3 separate regions of the Homo sapiens genome follow, and all the other regions are linked to region 1. A link is a loop called in an ENCODE intact Hi-C map of the cell type or tissue named here. Cell type or tissue: heart right ventricle. All regions are shown on one strand.

What was found. Hi-C counts contacts between places; a loop is a spot of excess contacts. Peaks named below come from ENCODE experiments on the same cell type or tissue, not always from the same donor. Only the 100,000 strongest peaks of a DNase experiment are listed, where the experiment ranks them.
Region 2: it touches region 1 in a loop (6-fold over the local background); 24 of 110 quality-filtered maps call a loop at or near these places.
Region 3: a loop joins it to region 1, with 2.6 times the contacts of the local background. A loop is called at or near these places in 3 of 110 quality-filtered maps.

Annotation. Positions count from the first base shown.
Region 1 is chr3:64,529,786-64,537,785 of GRCh38, reverse strand. It overlaps ADAMTS9 (ADAM metallopeptidase with thrombospondin type 1 motif 9), which reads left to right. Exons shown (of 40, transcript NM_182920.2): 38 at 4,516-4,620. Among named protein-coding and RNA genes, the nearest start is that of ADAMTS9-AS1, 28 kb to the left of the region's middle. In heart right ventricle, CTCF peaks have their summits at 3,787, 3,989 (motif pointing left), 6,938 and 7,139 (motif pointing left); DNase peaks (open chromatin) are centred at 3,985 and 7,145; H3K4me3 peaks cover 321 bases; H3K27ac peaks cover 440 bases.
Region 2 is chr3:65,436,216-65,444,215 of GRCh38, reverse strand. MAGI1 (membrane associated guanylate kinase, WW and PDZ domain containing 1) reads left to right here. Exons shown (of 23, transcript NM_001033057.2): 8 at 1,367-1,424; 9 at 4,204-4,337; 10 at 6,969-7,061. Among named protein-coding and RNA genes, the nearest start is that of LINC02040, 270 kb to the right of the region's middle. In heart right ventricle, CTCF peaks have their summits at 4,210, 4,415 and 7,407 (motif pointing right); a DNase peak (open chromatin) is centred at 4,415.
Region 3 is chr3:64,952,078-64,960,077 of GRCh38, reverse strand. All of the region lies in intron 4 of ADAMTS9-AS2 (ADAMTS9 antisense RNA 2), which reads right to left. All of the region lies in intron 1 of LOC105377124 (a long non-coding RNA gene), which reads left to right. Among named protein-coding and RNA genes, the nearest start is that of LINC02040, 220 kb to the left of the region's middle. RefSeq lists a silencer at 697-897. In heart right ventricle, no CTCF peak of the experiment used is centred here; a DNase peak (open chromatin) is centred at 4,650; H3K27ac peaks cover 1,961 bases.

The DNA.
Region 1 (8,000 bases):
GTTTAAAGGAGGTCTTCACAAAGCTGTTGTTAAACTCTGTCAAGAGTTTCTTACTTTGCCTGTGAACCTTCAAAAGTCTGAAGACTGGGATTCTGTGACGCGTTCAGAATCCCAAGCCCTGTCTCCATAGGATGGATTTACCCCCAACTACAGAGAACGTCCGAAGACAAACACATCTGAACGTTGTTTTAACGAGGCGTTTTTTCGGCCTCAAGCTTTAGAAGAGCATTGCTAAACGTTTTAGAGAAGTGGAGAGGAAGCTCTCAGGAGAGAAGGAAAATAAACAAAGGACATAATGGTAAAAAGAGCCTTTCTTCCATTACCCAGGAATCAAAAACTTTTGAAGTACAGTTTTTTTTAGGGCAATTGATGGCTTCAAAAACCCCATTGGTATCTGTTGCATTTTAGTGGCTAACAGATTGGCCCTGTCCTGCCTTTTTCAAATGTCTCAGGATTTTCTTGTTTCTATATGCACATCCTTTGGGAAGCTTAAGTAAATGAAAAGTAACTTGCATTCATTTATTTTAATAATTCAGAGACAAATGAACTGATTGATTTGCTAAATCCTGACAATGAAGCAATTCCTAAATGAGAAAACCCAAAGCTTGAGAGAGGCTAATTTGTATTTTTTCCCAGCTCATTCTTCAAACCATATTGGGTACTTTAAGAATTCAATTCCTTAGACACATATTGAGCACCAGCTACACTGATGCAAGATGTGAGTTTTTCAAATCAGTTTTCCAGGAAAAGGTTTGTAGAAAGCGTGATTGTGGAGACTGCTTCGGAGTAGGTGGTTCAGCCTTTGACCTAGTGATTGCACAGAAATCAAAGCAGAATGATGTTGTGTTTGAGAATTTCTTTCTTTTACCTCATTGACCACTATTGCTTTGTGGATGTATTTATTAATAAGAGTGGATTCCCCGACAGCCCTCATCTTGAAACATAACCAGAATATTTTTTATCCTGATGACAGTAGATGTGACACTATTATTATTGATGGTATTAATAGCTAGCATTTATTATGCGTCTTTGCTTTAGTCACTGTACTCAGTATTGTCTACTCAATGTAGCATTTAAATCACCACAGTATTCTATGAAAATGCCTCCTTTTTAAAGAGGAGGAGGGTAAGGAGTAGAAATTGGGAGGATTTGCCCAAACCTACACAGCTGCCGCTCAGTAGAGTCTGGATTTGAACCTAAGTGTGTCTGAATTCATATCCATGATAGTAGACATGTCTTTTTGATTCTGTTTTCAGGCAAGATTTCTGCAACATTTGCTCCTGTACAACAGAAAACAGGATTATCCTTTGGTCTAAGCACATCTTTTGCAAACCTTTACGGACCAACTAGTAAACGTATAACTCTCAATCACTCTTCTTTAGAATAGGCAACAGAAGGTGGTATTTACAACTCATGTGCCCTTTAGACCTTGAAGATAAGGCCTTTAAGGGCAAAGATGTCCCAGAGCAGAGCCAGAAAGAACATTAGGTCTTTACTTCTCTGGTGGAACTCAACTTTCAGAGTGCTAACAATCAGCTAGGACATTTGCTGAAATGCAGATCCCTAAACTGGAAAGGGCAGAAGGAGAATGAGGAGGATGATCTCCTGTTGCATCTGGGTTCATCAACCCCTCTGGGAAGGCAGACTTAGTAGACGTATATATTGAGCATGTTCAGACACTGGACGCCCAGGTCGGCTGGGGGCATTGTCCAGAAAGAAGCTGGGTCAGCCGCCTGGACCTCCGGAAAACTTCAGTGCCAAAGCAGATCAAGTCTCCTTTCTCTTGCAGTGCAGGTGGGACAGGCAGTCTGAGTGGAAAGCAGAATGGAGGGAGAAAAGAGGGACATTCTTGGCACTAGGATGGCCTGGGCACTTTGAGTTATGTGGACCCACTCCTGGGGGCAGGAATGATAGTAAGATAAGAAAATTTTGGGGGGAGGGGGTGGCAGGTGCGGTGGGTCATGCCTGTAATCCCAGCACTTTGGGAGGCTGAGGGAGGTGGATCACTTGAGGTCAAGACCAGCCTGGCCAACATGGTGAAACTCCATCTCTACCAAAATAAAAATTAGCTGGGCGTGGTGGTGCACACCTGTAGTCCCAGCTACTCAGAAGGCTGAGGTAGGAGAATCATTTGAACCCGGGAGGCAGAGGTTGCAGTGAGCCAAAATTATGCGACTGCACTCCAGCCTAGGTGACAGAGTGAGACCTTGTCTCAAAAAAAAAAAAAAAAAAAGAAAAGAAAAGAAAAGAAAATGGCCAATGGAATAATGCAACATACAGAATCCGGTGTCTGAGGGGGCTTCAGTGCAGCTACAATCAAAAACACCTGAGCATGGCAGCCATGCCACATAAGAACCATGAACCTCTGTAGCATATTGTCATAAAAATGTCATATGTATATATATGTGAGATGGAATCTCACTCTGTTGCCCAGGCTGGAGTGCAGTGGCACAATCTGGGCTCACTGCAACCTACACTTCCTGCCTTCAAGCTATTCTCCTGCCTCAGTCTCCCGAGCATCTGGGATTACAGGCACACACCACCATGCCCAGCTAATTTTTGTATTCTTAGAAGAGATGGGGTTTCACCACGTTGGGCCAGGCTGGTCTTGAACTCTCAGCCTCAGGTGATCCACCTGCCTCAGCCTCCCAAAGTACTAGGATTACAGGTGTGAGCCACCACACTCAGCCCAAAAATATTTTTTAAATATTACCTACTGTCTGCCAGGTAATGCGTGACGTGCATTGTGCCTTCTGTCTAATCACCTCCTATTCACAGGTTAAGTCTTACTAATCCATTTTACAGATGATCTCCTTGCCTGAGGTCATGCTGAAAGTAAAGAAGGGAGCAAGATTCTAGGGTAAATCTACCCTTTGTACCAGGTTTTCAATCAGCCTCAGCACTTTTCGGGCTGGAGAATTCTCTATTGTGGGCTGTCCTGTGCATCGCAGCAGCATCCTTGGTCTCTACCCGCCAGATGCCAACAGCAGCACCATTCCCTGCCCCCCCACAGTTGTGACAAACAAAAATGTTTCCAGACATTGCCAGATTTCCCCTGGGGTCAAAATCGTGCCCTGTTGAGAACCACTGATTTAGTCCAAACTAAGTCCTCTGGTCACCTCTATCTTGTGGAATCTAGCACTCCAGAAGTGTTTATAAACTTTTGTTAGTCAATATTTATGGAACTGGCATTGAGAGACCTCTAAGCTACACTTAGTCCTGGAAATCTTAATTGAGGAGCTGGGATATAATATTTAAGTGGCTAGTCGTATGTTACAAACCATAGCTGATTCAATAAACAAAGCAATAGTAAGGCCCTGCTCTCAATAAGCTTACTGTTACATTGAAGAGATCACACGAACACTTACAAAACAATTAGAAAATGTAAGACAGATACCATCTTTTTGCATATCTACTAAGCGCCAGCCATAGCTGATTTCTTTTAGTCCTCTGTACGGTGCTCAGAGGGAAGAGAGTTTTAGTGCTTTCCATTTTACAGATGAATAAACTGAGGTTCCAAGAGGTGAGAAAAGATCTGGCCAGGATCCAATCACAGGTGAAAGAATTTTTCTTACACGCGGGTCTGATCAGCTGTGAGCTCCTCCTTGCCTCTCTTCTTGTTTATAAAAGACTGTTTTGACAAAGTGCTGGTTTGTCAGTTTCAGAGAGAAAGCAATCAGGAGTGTTCATGTGGAATATTTTTAGCTCTGAAACTGCTCATTGTGGAGTAGGAAGCCTCAAGAAGAAAGTATTTCAGATGCCTTTGCGAGTCATTTTTGAAAGAGAGAGTGAGAGAGACAATTGGAGAAAGCAGCGAGAGGGTCTTTCTGCTGCACCGTCTCTTTAGAAATCAATATTGAGGCACCAGAGGCCATGTTCTGAAAGGCACCCTCGGAGGGGAGGGGTTTGGGAGATCTCCCTTACCGGAGCCTGAAAGCCGCATCCTCCAGGCCCAGGTGGTCTTGAGCAGGCCAACCCTGCCCTCTGCTGACCGTCCTGGGGAAAGCGCCTCTTCTTTGAAGTCCCGCCCTGCTGTGCTTAGTACGCGGTGTGCTAATCGCCCCAGGGAGCTGGAAGCCCAGGAAGCTTGGCACCAAGATCTTGTTAGAAAAATTACACTGTGACATTTTGTTCCTGAAGGAATCTGATAATTGTGAGCAACATCAGGACTGCTGTGTTAGGGAGGCCGAATGGAGCAAGGACTTTGAAGTCAGGAGGATGTGAGTTGGACTCCTACCGTATCCTGGAGAAGTTAATCACTTCCGCTAAGCCTCAGTTTCCCTATCTGTAAAGAAAACCTCCTTCGTAGAGCTCTTTCGAGGATGACTAACATGATGCATGAAGAATGGCTGGCCCTGAACAAACAAAACTAAATACTATCAATAATTAGTAGCTATCACAATTAATCAACATCCTTCTCTTTTCCAAAGTACCTTTTATTGTATCACCTTTGCCTTTGCTTTTTTGAGGACATCACATGGACTGAAAATCTCTTTTGTTGGTCGTGTTTTCCAGGGTCGTTTTAGCATCAACCTTTATGGAACCGGCTTGTCTTTAACTGAATCTGCCAGATGGATATCACAAGGGAATTATGCTGTCTCTGACATCAAGAAGTCGCCGGTAAGGTTCTACAGATGGGTTGGGAGATGAATTTTTATTTCTTTCTTTCGTTCTTGTCTTTATTACTGTGGTAGTGGTGCTGAAGGAGCAAACGAATGTGCTTTCCCACTTAAGCCATTTTGTAGTGTCAGGAAGACCATTTAGGAAATAAACCTAGGGTGCAGTGTTTACACGTGATTAAAGTGTGAGAGCCTTGTTCACTTCTGGTGAATTCTTCCTCGAGAGGTGAACATATGAACCATCCAAGTAATTAGAAAAACCACCTAACCAGGGAGGTAAAAGCAGGAAGAAGCCTCTGTCGAGAGTGTGGCTCAGATATCTTTCAGTTAGCCAGCTTGCGGTTCGTTCTATGAACCGAGGGGAAATGACCTCTTCTTTTTATTTAGAAAAATTGAAATACAGATGGAGCTAGAAGACAGATAACTTATTAAGCGATATATCTGGAGAATTAGAGATACACAGGGTCTACAATAATAAGTTTTTCACCCTCTAAAATCTGGGTGGTTAAGGTGTGGTCTACGCAGTGCATCAGTGTCACCTGGGGGCCCGTTGGAAATGCAGGTTCTGGGTCCCAGACCCTAGTGAGTCAGAGTCTACAGCTGAACAGTGTCTCAGGTGGTGATGGGCACAGTACAGCTTGAGAAACACTGTGCTGTGCAGATGGTCCCTGACTTACGACGGTTCCACTTGATTTTTCAACTTCACCATGGTTCAAAAGCAGAACACGCTCGGTAGAAACCCTACTTCAGGTACCGATACAGCCGTTCTGTTTTTCACTAAGTACAGTATTCAATCAATTACACAAAATATTCAACACTTTATTATAAAATAGGCTTTGTGTTAGATGATTTTGCCCTGCTATAGGCTAATGCAAGTGTTCTGAATACATTTAAGGTAGGCTAGCCTAGGCTGTGATGTTCAGAAAGTTAGATATATTAAATGCATTCTTGACTTAATGATATTTCCAACTTGCGATGTGTTTATTGAGACATAACCCCATTGTAAACTGAGGAGCGTGTCGACTGTGTACTGTTTCTCACCGTGGGTGTATAGTAGAATCACCTGAGGAATTTTTAAATGCACCTGCCCAGGTCCTTCCCACACAGATGAGCTGAATCGGAATCTCTAAGGGTGGGGGGACCTGGCAGGAGTAGAATTTAAAGCTCCCCAAATGATTCAAATGTACAGCCAGGTCAGAAACCGCTGCCACTTACAGCCTTCCCTCTGAAGTCCTGAGAACGTGGGGCAGAAACCCGGCTCGTGGAAAAATGTCTAAGTTTACCCAGGCATGGCCCATTTCTCCCGTCCCATCTCAGCCAGGAGCCCTGCCTGGGGTTGCCTCAGAAATAGGGGAAGACAAAGAAGAGAGCTGGGAAAGTAGGGTTTTATTACAAGGCAGAACGGCCAGATAAAATACAGGACACCCAGTTAAATTAGAATTTCAAATACACAGTGAGGATCGCCTGATCCTAAGAGTTCGAGACCAGCCTGGGCAAGGTGGTGAGACCCTGGTTTTGCAAAAACTTTAAAAATTAGCTGGGCATGGTGGTGCATGCCTGTAGTCCCAGCTACTTGGAGGTTGAGGTGGGAGGATCCCTTGAGCCCAGGATGTCAAGAGGGCAGTGAGCCATGATTGCGCGACTGCACTCCAGGCTGGGCTGCAAAGTGAGACACCATCTCTTTTTTTTTTTTTTTAAGTACACAATGAACACTGTTTACAATAAGTGTACTGTTATCACTACATGGGACATAGTTATACTAAACATGTATATGTTGTTTATCTGAAATTCATACTTAACCAAGCATCCTGTATTTTTATTTTCTAAATCTGAAAACCCTATTGCAAATACTTCTACCTAATCAAAATAAGACTATAAAAAAGCAGCTCAACCTGCCTCCCTCACCTGAGAAAGAGGAGAAACGTCCAATTGGGACATTCCAGGAAAATCTGTTTCCTGATCTCTTTTTCTAGCTGCCATGATTAAGTTTGTGTCTGTGAAAAAAAGCTATCTCACTCTCTCTCTTCTCCATCTCAGCCAATCAATGTCCTCAAATCCGATTAACTAAATAGTCATATTGATTACTTGTAAATTAGTCATTAAATATTTTTCCTTGCACTGAAAGGAATAAAGATAGCTGAGAGAGAGTGCATGAGCTTTAGAATGTGCCCCGAAATTATAATGTTCTTTCCCCATTCCTTCCCTCCAAAATCTATACATTATGTTTCTTTTCTCTTGACAAATAAAAATCGTATATTTTTATCGTGTACAACATGATGTTTTGAAATACACTGTATGTTTCAGTGACCCAGAACCAAAAAATTTGCCTGTCTAGTGCCACTGCACTGCAGCCTGGGTGATAGAGTGAGGCTCTGTTAAAAAAATAAGTAAATAAATAAATAAAAATGTGATTGTAGGAAACCCATGTAGATAAACTGTAACCTAAATTATAATTTTATTCGTTAGATAGTTACTACCGTTTCAGCCAGAAACTAAAAATAATTAAAGCCAGGAGCGCCACCTTATGGAAAGAATGATCACTACACTGGCTGTTCCCCAAGACTTTTGGGAGATGCCTGGGCTGGAGGGAGCTGGGTATGACAATTGCCTGTCGGCATTTTTTTTTTTTTTTTTTTTTTTAAATCTTGGTGTTCCTTGGCAGTTCAGAGAGTGTGAGCTCAAAATTAATCTCCAGGGCCTGTCGAGTACTCCTCATGAATATCTGGGAGCTGGGACTGAGCCCTCTCTAGCCCCCGGCTGTCTGGAGAAATGCTGTCTGACTTCCCCCGTGTGGTCCAGAGAAGCATGTCCTAGCAATGCTACCTGAAAATAGGCTTCCACCGCCCAACACTTTTGGGAGAAAATGCTAGTATATTGTATTTCCTTCCTGAAGAGTCACAGTAAGCATTAGCATGTGAGGTGGGACTAAATTATACAGGAAATAAACCTGTGTGACTTTAGCCAGCATTCCACTAAAGCAGTGGTTCTCAAACTCAGGAGTGCTTCACCATCACCTGCAGGGCTTGTGAAAACACAAGCAGGTGGCCAGATGTAGTGCCTTGTGCCCATAATCCCAGCACTTGGGAAGGCTGAGGCAGGAGGATTGCTTGAGCCCAGGAATTCAAGACCAGCTTGGGCAACACAGGGAGACCCAATCTCTACAAAAAAAAAAAAAAAAAAAAAATTAAATAACTGACTGTGGTGGTGTGCACCTGTAGTCTTAGCTACTCAGGAGGCTGAGGTGAGGATGAGCCTGGGTGGTCAAGGCTGCAATGAGCCATTATTGTACCACTGTACTCCAGCCTGGGCAACAGAGTAAGACCCATCTCAAAACAAAACAAAACAAAACCCACCACATGATCAGTCTGAGGAGAGGCCAGA
Region 2 (8,000 bases), 910 kb before region 1:
GACCTGTCTTGCATTTTAGTAGCTTATGTCTCCTACAAGTCAAAGACTTCTTTAAAACTTGCTAAATGTTTTTTCTTTTTGATTTAGAAGAAAAGGGGGGAAAACCTGTCTCTTTGTTTGCAAACAAGTAACATGTGGAGCAAAAACTATGAAATTAATGTCTCTTGATGTGCAGCCAAATCTGAACAAAACATAAACTTTGAGTAATTAGCCTGTATGTGTTTGTGTGCATGTGCATGCCTCTACCTCAGTCTGGAACTGTTTGTGGTATATGTAAGCCTTCTGCCCTGATGACATCATTATTTAAATTAGTGACCACATGATTCCTTGAATTAAACAAAAATCTATTTCAAATATTTCAAGTTTGTAGTATTCTATCAAAGTTGGTCTTAATAGCTACTTCTAGGACTAATTATTCACTTTAGAGTGTGGTGTTACATAAGTTTGCCTTGACTACGTGTATCAGGGAAGCTTTAAAATTAAGTTGAATAACTGTTGTTCTGCCTGAAAGGATTGTTTAATGACAAAAAAAACCCACAACCTAGTCCCTTCTTTCACCAAGTAAAATAATATGGTGCAGTGGGCCTTTCCACAACAGATTCTTGTTCAGACAGAACTATTACCTGTTTAATAAAGTTTTGGCCTTTGATATGAAACCTTAGGAAGTTCTGTAGAGCATGGTTGAGTTTTCAGAAAGGCACATACATCCCCCAGTGCCATTGTACCACCACATTTAAAGAAATAAAATCATCCGCCTTAGATAGTGAGCTCTTAGGGATCAGGAGCTGTGTTACTGCTTTCACAGGTTAAGTGCTGAGAAAGATGGGCCAGCCCAGAGATAGCAATTGAGTGATAGTTGTGTGCAGTTCAAAAACCCAACTGCATTTTCATTAGGAACAAGGAGAAGATAACATGCAGATTTTATTTTATTTCAAGGAGAGCAAAACAACACTATTGTACTGAAAATGAAACATTAATTTTCATCCATTTTTGCTTGTGTAATAAGATGGCCTAGGAACAAAATGAGAAAACCGTAAACATTTAAGATAGGAACTAGGCATTCAAGGCAAGTTTAACCTATATTTTCACTAAAATCTAATTTAATAGTGATTTAGAATAAAGGCTGCATTTTGTTAAGTTTTATTTTCTTGCATAAAATACCAGTAGATAAAGAAATGCTGTTCATGTAGAAAAATACACTTATAAAATAATAGATACTTTTTTTTTTTTGGTTAGGATATACAGTTTTAATTGGATTTAAAGCATTTTTATGAGTCTTTCTCTTTTTGCCTAACTCAGTTGTTGAAAACACCCAGGCTCTTCAAGAATATGCTCTTCTTGCCCTAAATGTTCTTTTATTTTTCAGAACTGCCTGCTGGTTGGGAAAAGATTGAAGACCCTGTCTATGGTATCTACTATGTAGAGTAAGTGCCCATTCACAATCCACACATTAGTTTATACCTCTCTATAATTATGTACATTTGTGTTAAGTACAGCCTGACATCATTATAAGGCACAAACCAATTAACAATATTAATTTTATGATGAAAATATGTATGCATATATTAATGAATGAGAAAATATTCAATAAATCTGAAAATAGCAAATCATATTATTAAATTCACATGGGCAGGATCCATGTCTTTTGTTCACCACTGCATCACAAAGGCCCAACATCGTCCTGGTATATGGCAGGTACTTAATGAGTATTAGTTGAATGAATGAATGAATGAGAAAAGCCAGGATTCAGTAGACCAGATGAAGAGGGATTGTTTATCTTTACAAGGAGTATCTGATTCGTCTACTTTTTGCTCTACCCAGATCTGAACTCCTTAGCAATTACTTCTTTATTCATTCATACATTTCAAAAGGTTCAGCCACGGTAATTTATGAAATGTTGCCAGGATTGAGGAGAAAATGGAGAACTAGCCTAGGATGCAGACTTTGTGTGTTTCTTTGTTTCTCTCTTGCCTGAGGTTCTGGTTTCCCATTTTTAAAAGTCTAAAACCCTCGTGACTTTACTGTGTGCCTTATTCTAGCATTGGGCTCCCACTTTTTCCTTTCATCAAAACTGTTGATGGATAGGATGATATTAAAAGAAACCCAAAGGTTAGGACATTGAAAAAAAAAAAAAGCTTTGTATTATGTAGTTTCCTCAGAGAAAAATGAGAGGTAACTAATAAAAGTCCCTTCAAAAGAAGCAAATGCCATATAAATGTTGTAGAAACATAATCGTACCTGCCACACTGAAGATGTAACTGTCATATTTTCTTTCCTTTATGCTGCTGGTGATGAAAAGTCATTTGTATAATACCCTGGTGATATGAACACAAGATGAAAAAAGTGCCAGGCCATAAAATAGATGCCCAGCATCTTACTGTAGAAATTATGAGTTCAATATAGCAAGTGTCCTTGGCCAGTACTAACTTTTACCTCCACTTTGCCTAACAAGAGGGATTGGTAATATGGGGCATCAGAGAGGCAAACTTGGCTGCCCCTCTGACCCTCAGAAAATAAATTTCTTTTGTGTGCCCCAAAGATCATCTTTCTCACAGATGTACTGTGGGGTTTTTGCTATTTGAAGCTCATTTTGAATTGTCCCTCAACTAGTTTATGCATTAAGAGAGAGCAGGAACAGATGACAAAAGCTTTTATGGGTGAAGACACTAGTTTGAGGGGCAAGTTATTATCTTACCACACACTTCTCCATCTGTCTTTTCAGATTCATGTGCCTGTTAATGGTAGACCATTTCTTAGAATGAAATTGCTACAAGAATTAGGAAATAAACATGTAGGCCTTTAATAGAAATTAAGAGCAATCAGTCTATCCTTTCTATTGATAAACCTGCTTAAAAAAATAAAGCCTAGCTTTTTAAAAAACTTAGAGTTCTAAATAATCACAATACTATGCTCCTAAATTTCTAATAAACTATTATTTTGAATTAAGAAAAATAAGTTCAGGCATGGTGGCTCATGCCTGTAATCACAGCATTTGGGGAGACCAAAGCAGGTGGATCACTTGAGGTCAGGAGTTCGAGACCAGCCTGGCCTACATGGTGAAACGCCATTTCTACTGAAAATACAAAAATTAGCCGGGTATGGTGATGCACGCTTGAAATCCCAGCTACTCAGGAGGCTGAGGCAGGAGAATTGGTTGAACCTAGGAGGCAGAAGTTGCAGTGAGCCAAGATCGCACCACTGCACTCCAGCCTGGGTGACAGAGAGAGACTGTCTCAAAAAACAATAAATAATGTATATTTATACGTATATGCTTGTGTGTGTGTATATGTGTGTGTGTGTATATATATATACACACATATGTACCATATATATGTACATATATGTGTATACATATATATGTATACATATGTATATATGTATATGTATACATGTACACATATACATATGTATACATATATATGTGTATATATATAATTAGTTTTGTAGCCATCTAAGTGTTTGGATCTTTGTCATTTTGAGCACATCACATCTACTTAGGTTAACTTTATTTGGATTCTCTCTGCCTAAGGCCTGTACTTTTAATTGTGCCTCTATGTTTAGTGATCAAAATAGTTAACAGATGTGAGTGGAGTTCTTTGTTTAACTTCATTGTTTGGATGAATGCTTATGCTTCTGTGAACCCTACTGCAGACAGTTACACAGCAGTTCTGGCATTGTATGTTACAGACAATGTCACATAGCCACTTTAATCTTATGTCTCAATAATTCCTTAATCTACTTCTTATTGAATTAAAGCAGCTTCCCCTGTCAGGTGGTATCTTGGACATTTGGAGTGGGGTCAGTGGTTAAAATCCTGGGATTTGAAAGCAGGCAACCCTGAGCTTGCATGCCTGTTTCCTGCTTACTAGCTATATTATGCTAGATGAAGTATTTAACTGCCCAGACACTTACTTTCCTTATTCATAAGATATGAATAAAAATAGGACTTACCTCCTGGCATTTACTGAGGACTTTTAAATAAAATGCATATAAAACTGGTAGCCCAGTGCTTAGTGCATATAAGCAGTCAGTAATGGAAACTTCATTTTTATTTCCTCTTTCTAACTGAGCATTTTAACACACGAGGGTTAGCATCTCAGACCACCTGCTCTGCTCAGTTTGATTCCAGGGACTTGGTCTGATTGGCATTTTGCTGGTGGGATGAACTGTTTCAAGCTGAATACTATTTGCTATCTTCCCCAGCCACATCAACAGGAAGACACAATATGAGAACCCGGTTCTAGAAGCCAAACGGAAGAAGCAGCTTGAGCAGCAGCAGCAGCAGCAACAGCAGCAGCAACAGCAGCAGCAGCAGCAGCAGCAGCAGCAGACAGAAGGTTGGCCTCTTTCCTCTAGGCTTTTTCTTGATCAGGGGAGCATGGGGTGAAATCTGAGCGCTGACACCCTCGTGTGGTCAGAACTGGCCTCGATGATTGAGTCCTCTCTTGCCACACTGAAGAGCTGATGTCCTGTGGGGAGGAAGAGAACCCCCTCTCCATGTTCCTCTGGATGGCCAAAGTGGAGATCCTAATTCAAAGTCACTCAAATCTCCATTTTAATTTAGAAAGGAGCATCATTAGATCAGAGAACTTTCTGATGGGGGAGGAAATTTCTTGCCCCCGCAGTATTTGCATTGCAACTGGTAGCTAAATCCAAACCACTTTTAGCATTTTTACTTTAAGTGGAGTTACTGGGCATGAAACTAACTTTTAATTTTAGGAACATTACATGTAAAGAATCAGAAAGAGCTGGTAGTTTTGGGTGCTTTTAAAAATTACAGACTAATTCATGCTCTTTGTAAAAATATGGGCAATTCGGGAGTATAGAACATTAAATTCTCCCCTGGTTGCCCCCTTCCCATTCTCAGAGATAAGCCCTGTGCAGAAATTTTCTAGGGATATAGATATACGCATATTTTAACAAAAATCTGATAATAATTTATACGTATATAGTATGTATGTGAGACCTGTTTTCTCACTTTTTATTTCTTGCACATATTACTAAGTTGGCTAATATAGATTTAGCTTATACTTTTTAATGGTGACGTAATATTCCATTTCATGAATGCCTCTGCTTTATTTAGCCATTTGTTTATTACTAGATACTCTGGCTTTCCCCAGTTTTTCATTGTGATCTTTTAGAATCATAGGCTTAATACTCCCATCAATATAATATGTGAATATCAAATAGAATATCAAGTATAATGCTTCTGTTACTATAATATTGAATATAACAAATGTAAACCATAGACTACAGGTTGGCAAACTTTTTCTCTAAACAGCCAGATAATAAAGATTTTAGGCTTCGTGATTTAAACAGTCAATCTCTGTTAGAACTACTCACCTCAGCCATTGTAGTATGCAAATAGCTGTAGACATTATGTAAATGAATAGGTGTAGCTGTGTTCAAATAAAACTTTATGGGCACTGTAATTTCAACTTCATGTAATTTTCATATGTCACAAAGTATTCTCCTTTTTATTACTTTTCAACCATTTGAGAATAAAAGTTATTCTTGGCTCACAGGCTGTATCCAAACAGGAATTGGCCCCAGTTTGGCTAGTGGGCCATAGTTTGCCAACCACTGCCCTGGACTGTACAATTTAGAGAGAGTAGGTATGTATGTCTGTGTACATTCACCCATTGAAATGTTATCTACCTTAGTCTCTTTTCTAGCTAAAAAGAACTCTTCTCATATACATTTAGTGGGTACAAGTGCAGCTTTTGACACATGGGTATATTAAGTGGTGGTGAAGTGTGGACTTTTAGTGTAACCATTACCCAAATAGTATACATTGTACCCATTAAGTAATTTATCATCCTTCATCCCCCTCCAACCCTTCCGAGTTGCCATGGTCTGTTATTCCACACTTCATGTCCGTAAGTACACATTATTTAGCTCCCACTCAGAAGTGAGAACATGTGGTGTTTCACTTTCTGTTTCTGAGTTGTTTCACTTAAGGTAATGGTCTCTAGTTCCATTCATGTTGCCGCAAAAGACATAATTTTATTCTCTTTTTTATGGCTGAACAGTATTCCATGGCATACATACCACATTTTCTTTATCCAGTTATCCACTGATGGACACTTAGGTTGATTCTGTATCTTTGCTGTTGTGAGTAGTGCTGCAGTAAACATACAAGTGTAGGTATCATTCTGATAGAATAATTTCTTTTTCTTCAGATACCCAGTAGTGGGACTGCTGGATTGTATGGTGGTTCTATAGAGGTTGCAGTAATTTACATTCTCATCGACAGTGTATAAGCATTCCCTTTTCTCTACATCCTTATCAACATCTGTTATTTTTTGTCTAAAAATTTTTTAATGTATCTTTCCTGAGCTGATGAAACTTGGTAGTGTTAGAAAGTGCAGTTTGCAAATGAGAATGTACAATTGAATATGTTAGCTGAGCTGGAAGTGATTCTGGGGTGCCATCTCAAGGGTCACTCACTGTGAGTTATGTCTGGCCTTCCAAGGTGAATAAGACTACAATTAGGACCCAGGAGTATTTGTAATAGGTCTCATTTGGATTCAGAGATAACAGAAGAGCACACCCTTAGCAAACTGCTGAAATCTACCTTCATCTTCCTCCCTACCTAAGACAAGCTGGCCTCAGCAGCCCAGCTCATGTCTGAATCAGATTAGAGAAATTTCTCCCTTATACAGCTGCCATTAGTTGACTGTATGTCTTTCCTGACATTTTTTAACTGACTTCACTTTGGACTTTCCAGCCAGAGAGAACTGGAGTTCTTATTCATTATATCGTAATATTTCTTTCCCAAAACGTCTTAGACAAGAAAAAAAAAAAAAAAGAGCTTCATAGAATGAGGTCAGATAACAACTTCTTTTTAATCTAAGCTATCTGCCCTTGGTTTATTGCCTTGAGTATTATTAATAATAAGGTGAATCATAAGTAACTCAATGAGCCATTTGAAGGAAAAATAGGAAACTTTCTTTTCTTTTTCATAGAATGGACAGAAGATCACTCAGCCCTTGTGCCTCCTGTTATTCCAAACCACCCTCCAAGCAATCCAGAGCCAGCCAGAGAAGTTCCACTTCAGGGTAAAGTACTTGTCTTTCTAATTGTGTCATGGTTTTAGCTCAAAATCTAATTTTTTTTAAGGTATTTTGAAAAGTGGAATCTCGTAACTCCCAAGTCATTCCTTTGATAGTGAAAACCATAAATAATGAAAACAATGATAAATGTATTGTTAGACTTGTCAAGAAAAATTAGGAATCTTCCTGAATAATTTTTTTCCAACTATTTGTAATATTTTAAAAATAAAGACTACTTGTTAAATGATCATTCAAACCAACGTTTCTCAATCTCAGCACCATTGCCATTTTGGGGTAAGTAATTCTTTGTTGTGTGGGTTTGTCCTGGGCATTGTGAGATGTCCCCTGGCCACTAGATGCCAGTAGCACACAGCCCACCTCTCATTGTGACAAGGAAATTGTCCCCAGACATTGCCAGATGTCTCTGGGGAGCAAACCCATCCCAGAGATAGGAATCACTGACTTAGAGACCACAGATATTTAATAGTATGTTAAAAAAGATAAATCTGAAACTCAGCATTAGATATTTCAAGAGTCTAGCCAACATATTAGGTTTTGTCTAAGACTTTCCTATAAATGAAAATGGTTTGATATTGTGTTTTCAGTTCTCATTCCCTATTCTTGCTGCAGTTTTGGTATTTATGCATGTTTACAACGTTTCAATAGGTCTTGTTTGTTTACATTCACACATAGGATGAGGCCTTTATAGAGGATTATTCTTGAAAATTGGAAGCTCCAGAACCTTGCAACTTTCAGGCCTCATTACTCTTAAATTATAGAAAATATTTGTGTTTAGTTTTCTTTTTCTTTTAAACAAGCATCATGTTTGACAGAGTTGGGGGATGTTTGTGGTACAGAAACAATAAAAATACTATAAAATTTGTCTTCCTTTCTATATTTTAAAAGATTTAATTGTGTTACATATAAAAAGATAAGTAGAATAAT
Region 3 (8,000 bases), 420 kb before region 1:
TTTGAAGAATAGCCTTAAGAGCAGAAGTGTATCTCATCTTACCAAATGCTTTCCCCATCTTTAACTAGTTATTCTTTCTGATAACCTTATGACAGAGTCCACTATGAACATGCCCACTTGAAAAAAGGAAGAAGAGAGAGGAAACATTCTACAGAAAGGGCTGTGTCAGAGGCTACCATGTTGCCAGTGTCATGTTCTGTTGGGAACAGCTGCCTTTCAATGATTTGCCTCTTTCAATGGTCAATTATGTTCCAGAATGGCTGATCAGATCAATAATAGTTCTTAAATTGCTGAGGAATCTGAGGCTGGGTTGACAGTTAAGAACATCCTCTCCTCCTCATTTCAGTCAAATCAATCAGCCACAGGCCTCCTACAAGGTAACAAAATTGGCAGGGCTGTGAGGTCTGATATTCCAATTGTCCTTCCAGGGAGGAAAATCATCCCTGGAGTCTCAGAGTCACAGACTCTTATAGTTTAAAAGAAATATCCAGTGGTTCTTAACCATATCTTGGATCATGGACTCCTGTGAATCCAACACAAGCCATGTATGGCATCTCTTTCCCCAAAAATACACATAAAATCTTCCTGTAATTAAAGCTCATTCATGAAACTCACCTTTGCTTTTTCAGATGATGAAATACAGACTCAAAAAGGTGAAGTTACATGCCCAGGTTCACATAACTTCCAACCAGGGCCCCCATCAAATTCTCTATTGATACCTCTTGAGAGGTCTGAGGTAATAAGGTCTTCTTTATCTGTTCTAGGAAACAGTACTCTGGTTCTATATAGTTCAGCTTCATTCATGCATTTAACAATATGTGTTGAGTCCTAGAGCCAGGCACTGTGCTAATTCATTCTTATCTTCCACAGCACTGGTCCCACAAACCAAAGAAGAATCAAAATGGCAGTCTTACATGTTGATTTTACTTGTTGGAAAAGTTACAGAGAATGCTGTTTTGCTGATTCTTTTTGTCAGATGAGGAAAATAGACCTCTAAAACAAGTCTAACTTGCCTTAGAATCCTTAATGTACCTCTGGTCCTTTTAGAATCAAACCCAATTCTCTGCCTGGTGTTAAAGACCCATTCATACATGTAAAATTTTATGTTCTGTCTCATCTTTCCAGATTCCTGTACTGAAAAACGCTTTGCTTAAGACACACATTCTACTCTGTACCAAATCATTTAAAAAAAAATCAGTACTATTCTTCATTCAAGTGATTCCCACCCAGAAATCACTATAGCTCTATCCCTCCTTCAAGGCCTGAGTCCTATTACCCTTTCTCTCTGAATCCTATCCTGATCACCTGACTCAAAATCTCCACCTCCCCTTTTCCTCATAATTCCTGTAGCTCATGTGACTATGTCCACTTGGAGGATAATGGTTGACAGTCCTGTTTTATTTCTTCATGCATATATGACTTAGCACCACTAAGAATGTCTATTGTTCATTATATACCCAACTTCCCTTGACAGATTGGTTCAAATGAAGTCTCATAAAAAATGGTCTCCCTTCAAAGGAGTCCCAGATTATTTCTATTTTTAGTAATTGATGATTAACAGAAAGCCCAGTCTATCCACATGTTGAAATCCTGGAGTCTGCCTTCAATGTGGATCCCTCGGCCAAGAATACGCTTCTCATTTTTATTTTCTTCCAGAGTCCAGAAAACCTTGGAAAGCTGCCTTAAGGGGTGATGGAATGAAAAACCAGACCAAACCAGGCAGACATGGGTTCTTCCCTAAATGAACATTCCATAAGCCCAACACAGAGCATCTTCCATTTCAGTGCTCAGCCCCCAAATGCCTCCTGGTTATAATTAAGTACTTCAAAGTTTTCCAAACACCCTTTTAGAAATCCGGTCCCAAATAAAAAATAATGTTCAATCAGATGTAAATCATCGCACAGCAGGGCAGGAGAGGCATGGGAAGTGGTCATCTGCACTTGGACTAATCAGCAAGTCTAGTCCCTTGATGAGGATTTTCATTTTCTCATTTGTCATTCTAGCCACTGAATTCTCAAGTGGCCAATTTGTTCCCTATTGGTAATCAGCTAGTTATTTTTCTTCTCATTTCTCTCTCTGGGATTGTTGGACTGTTTAGAGCAATTCATCACCCATTTGGGACTAATCCTTCTGTGGAGGGAAGTGGGGGAGGGAAGCTGTTATCCTAGAGAAGATAAAGTAGAAGACTATTTCCCCATTTATATTTGGTTGTTAAACAATGATTTCCCCAATGAGGTAAGTGAAATAATGACATAACTGCCTAAGAGTGAAACAATGAAAGCTTTAGGGGTAGGTGCCTTATGCAATGGAAAGTATCCCCAGCTGTGAAGTTTGTTACTCCGAAATGACTTGTTCTTAGATTGTCTTTACAACCCCCAAGGGAGCATCATCTTACATTCATTACCTAAGTTTGGAGGAAGCTGCATCTATGAAGATTATAAATGCAGAAAGAGAGTTTTAAATATGTATAATGCATTGGTGGAAGCAATTTTACCCCATCAAATAGGAAAAAGGTAGCCTTTGAAGGTTGTTTTGTCTGCAACAAGCAAGTTCAAACGTTCTTCCATTTGTTCTCGCCAAGTCTTCTCGATTACAGCATCTCACTTTGGTTTGCCTTTTGTCCTCTCTTTCTCCCTCCAGCAGTTGCTGTCTCTCTCTGTCTCCGATAAAATCATTTCCAAACGTTTTCAGGGATTCCATTTTTCTAAGTTCACGTCAGGTGCCATGGAAAGGTTGACCCCACCACTCATTGCAAACAAGTCTCTGGTGTCGGTGCATTTTCTAATTAGTGGGTGTCTAAGTTGATCTCTCAGATTTCCTTCCGTCCTTCTGAAGAACCTAATTTCAAACCCTCAAGGCTGACTGTGTTCACCAGAGCCAAAGGTTCACATTTCCGAAGTCCACGTTCAGCCTTAAGAAAGATGTTAGTGTGACACAAATTGGCATTTTCTTGGCAAGTTTTTTTGCTCACAGCAAATTCTTTATTCCTTGGAAGGAAGCTGAGAGTTGAAAACCCCTTCTAGCTATTTCCTTAGAGACACTCTGAATTCGGGCAGCAACGTGATCTGAATCTTGAAATGTTTATCTTCCTCCACCGTTTTTCATTTCTTGAATCCTTTCTTGTGTCCTTTATTCTTCATATAAACATCCACATATGTAACTTCACTTTTAGGTGGGTCTAGCTATAAGGAAAATCAAAGGAGACAGAGAAAGCACGTTTACACACCCCATATCGAGTGTTCTTGCTTTTCTTCTGCCAATTCCCTCCACGCATGGCTGTTTTCACAATGGGTGATATCACCCAACAGCTGTCTTGGACTGGAAACTAAAATGCTTGTAGAATTTCAGTTTTTTGTCTTACCTACTTAAATTTGTCCCTTTTCCAAAAACACTAAAAAAATAAAAAAAAAGAATAGTTGCCTTCAGTGGGAAATTATTCCTATAACTGAAAATAAGTTGTTTTATAACTTACTCTGCTAAGGTTTTGTTGTAATTGCCCCTAATTCTAAATTTGCTTTCGAGAATCATTAACTGTGATTATATGGACATGAGCTTTTATATTTGGTATTTGATAAAACAAGAAAATTGATTTTGTAAAAATCTGTTTTCCATCTGCAATTTGTGAGCAGGAAATGGGTGGAAAGAAGTAATGCGTTACCTGCCTGGTGTTCTCAGGCTGACCTAAACCAGAACTTCAATATCTCATGTACTGCCTATTGGTTGTTTAGCCTATGGATTTGCTGAACCCAGTGAGCAGAGATCTCTGTGCTTCATTCTAGGTAATTAATCTGGTTATTTACTGATGTCCCTCGACCTCCCTCCTCTGAAAACAGCAGGTTCCTTCATTATCATCAAAAATTGCTTCCTCACTAAAGTCTTGATTTCTGAGATTCTTATTAGGTTGGTGCAAAAGTAATCGTGGTTTTTGCCATTACTTTTAATACTTTTCTACCTGTTTTTCCATTGTCTTATCTTGGGTCCCATCCTCATTACAATATCTGTCCACTGACCCTTTCCCCTACTTTGAACATTATGTTATTCCCAAAAAAGTGTACTCATGACAGAGTGTGAAGATCTCCAATGAGTACCACTCCTGAAATCCACAGACTACCACTGTTTCACAGTGGGTACCTGCAGACATTGCTTACTGCTCCACAGATTTTCACAAGTTAAACAAATCTATTTAACCAGCACCTAGATCAAGGACAATTTCTGAATTTTTATAGCCGCTGGACAGAATAATGTCTGTTGAAACTAATAAAAAATGGGGCTTATATTTTGTCTCTTTATTCCATTTGTAATCATTCAATTTTCTTGAATTTAAAAAAATGTATTGGCCTGTGAATCGTTACAAATAAATAACCAAATAAAATGAAACAAAACTGGTCCTTCGCCTCTGATCATTTGAAAAGAACTGATCTAGATGACCTGAGAACCCCTATCAGATTTTGTGTCTGGTTATTTTCAGCTGCTAATTTGAGCTTTCCTCTGAGAACCAGCCCTTCACGTGAGGCCCAGCTTTCTGAACAGTCAGGATAACACCCCTGCTCATCAGAGGCTGCTTCACTCTCCCAAGAGTCCATGTCTGTGGGCTTAAATAGAGTTAACACAATGGGTCTGTTCAGGGCCTTGAGTTGATTTCCTTGGGGTCCCTGCCTTGCAAATATCAGTGGGGCTTGGATACAACAAGGAAAAGAGTCCCTGGCTGAAGGCCAACCTCGAGTGTAATGATTACATCATAGTATACACTATAGAAATTATCTTCCTGGTTCTTATACAGAAGCTGACAGTCAGTACTGGACTTTTCCTCCTCATGTGCCAAGATTATCTGCCAATGTCAACTTTTCCTGTTGTGAATGGGTACAAGTTGTGATATTGCCATTCAAGGACTTCCAGTAGCAGTAAGAGGAAAATTATGAACCAGCTCCCCTCAGAGAGGAAGTGCCTTTGCAAACAGGTCGTCAGTCATGAGCATAGTGGCTGCCTCCTTCCTCCCAGGAACAGCCCTGCCTCCTAAATTGCTGACTCTCCCCTCACAGGCTGTTTGGATTGGCATGACTGTAGGACGTGTGATAGAGGCAGCGTTTGGCATATTCCTACTTATCCTACAAGCACTTTGGGAAAGAATTAACTATGTGTATTTTCCTGGAAAGACATAATTTCCGTTGCTCATTGATTGTGTCTTTAATTTATAACAAATGCCTTGAAAATGGGACACATGTGATGTTATAAGCCTTCTACAAGCCTCATTCTCTAGGTTTTTTAATTCCTTCAGGAATGAATTATTAGAATGGAAGAGGTGAGACACAGAGGCATAAATTTGGAAGAGCCCTTTCTGATCAGCTAACAAATTTCTCTCCCATTTTTTGGATGGTAAAACTGAAGCCCAGAGAAGGCATGTGACTTGACAAAGATGAGTTTCCAAAATACAAATTGGATTTCAGGGCTTTATGTTTTTATTTTTATTTTCCTAAGCTTGTGATGCAAGTAGGATATACCTACAAAAAAGTTACATGTAGCAACTGTAAAACTCAACACAATTCATAAACACATCCAGGCAACCAGCATCCAGATCAAGAAGCAGAACAATCCTGAGCCTGACAAAGCCTTTATAATGCACCTAAGCTACTGCTTCCTCCTAAGGGTAACAACTATTCCACCTTCTAGTATCATGTGTTATTTTTGCCTTTTAATGAACTTTCAATAAATGGAATTAGAGTGTGTTACTCTTGAGTCAGGCTTCCTTCATTCACCACTGTCAATGAGATTCATCCATTATTACATTTCATTTTAATGCATTGCTTTTCATTGCTGTATGTCATTCTTTTGTGTGAATATAGCAGACTATTCATCTTTTCAACCACTGATGGACATTTAGGTAGTTTTCAGTTTAGGCCACTTAATGGCGCCACTAAGATTATTCCTGTACATATCTGTTGTGAAAATATGTATAATTGGATTGGGTTTTACTCCTACTTTGTGTCTAATGATGCTCCCCAAAAATGTTAATAGAAGCAACTGTCAAAATTGTGTGCAGGTGTTTGAGGTGTATGAGACTGTTCCTGCATGCATTTCTGTCTGTGCCAACCATCCAAAGGGGACCATTTGAGGAATTACAGTAGCCTCATGACAGCCACCAATATAACATTTGTGGTTGGGAATATTTGCAAGTACTCTTAAAATCCAAAATAATCAGTTGACATTTTGTTTATCTCAAATTGTGAGTGATTTCATTATTAGCTTTTATTTTTATTTATTTTTAATTACAACTAATATATAAATTCATTCTTGTTCCATACACATGCTTAACAATAATACTAACACTATAATATTGGCGTCATGATCCCAAGGATTTTGGTCTGTTCATCACAGGGGTAGCATCAGTGCCTGACAGAGAAGGTGCTAAATAATATTTTTTGAATGATGGGTGGTTCTCTTGGCTATTGCTCCCCATCCCTAGAACTTCCCCAGAAGTAGTCTCATCTTTGAGTCTTTTGTGTACCTCCACACTGTTTTTTCTATACAATCGTGTGTGTGTGTGTGTGTGTGTGTGTGTGTAATTGGATGATGCCATGCTGTATGGGTTTTCTAAATTAACAGTATGTCTTATGCATTTTATTTGTTGTCAGTCATAGAAATTTACCTTTTCGTGAGCTGTGTAATATTCCATGGTATGGACATATTACATTTCTGCGATTTCCAATTTTGGGCACCATAAATTATGCTGCAGTGAACACTCTTGTGAATATAAGTGTTTCCTGGTGGTAGACAGCAAGAACTAGAATTGCTGGCTCACAGGTGGTATACATTTTTAATTCTTTCAAATCACCTTCCAGAATAGGCATTCCAATTCATCCTTTCATTGGCAATCTATGGAAGTACCTGTTTCTCCTCACCTTCACTATGATCGATATTATCAAAACTCAGAAGTTTTTGCCGAAATGATATGTAAAAAACATCATTTAATTTTAATTCCCTTCCATACTACTGATGTTGGGCATCTTTTTGTATATTAGTGAATGAAGTGTAAGTTTGACTTAAGCTTGCTGCAAAGATCAAATGCATAGGAGTAAGTAAAGCCTGCCATTCCCCCATCAGGGTATCTCTTTATGGCCATGTTCTTTATCCTGATTGTCACGGCTGTTAAGAATCTTAGATAATCCCTAGATTTTTCTCCACCCAAATGGTATGAGTATACAAAAGTGATTTAAACATTTCTTCAAAATCCCAGGGGACAGACAGGAGGGCATCTTGACCTATCCAATTTATTGGTACAAAGCAAAACATTTGGAGAATGAATTTTCCAGTTAATTATTCTAGTGCTTTCTCTTTGTACCAGGAACTAGAAGAAGAAAAAATGTTGTACTATGAGGTTTAACTATCTGCCACCATAAGGAGTCTCAAACTGCAACAAAACCTGCAATGAGCATTTTGATTATATTCCTGAATGTTGGATTCATTACCTAACCAACATTAAGGGCAGATGTTCCAGAGGCTAACTGCCCAGCCTTTAATCCCGGTCTTTGCTGGTTTGCAAGCTTGGGCATATTGAATGAAGTTTGGGAACTTCTGTTTCTCTCTTTCATTTTCTATCAAATAGAGCAAATAATAAAACCCACTTGATGAAATCATTGAGAAGACTAATTGGTCAATATAAACGAAAGGTGCTTAGCACAAAGCCTGGTATATATTCAATATTCAATACACGTTGTTATTGGTAAGGTTCATTTTGATTGGATCTTTGATCAAGGTTTGAATTGGAACTCAGAAAATGTTCAGTTCTTTTCTGCTCTTATACTAGGGAAGAAGATCACTCTAGTGTGCCCTCCACAGTTCATCTATCAGTTTATCCTTACTTGGGATAGAAGAGGCCACTTTGGCCTTTCTTGTTAATCTTATACACAGCTCCTTGCAGGTTTTTAGTTTAGGACATGCAAATGAGTATATAATAAATGAACCTGCTAGGCTGCTAAATCTCATATGAATTTTTACCCAGAGCA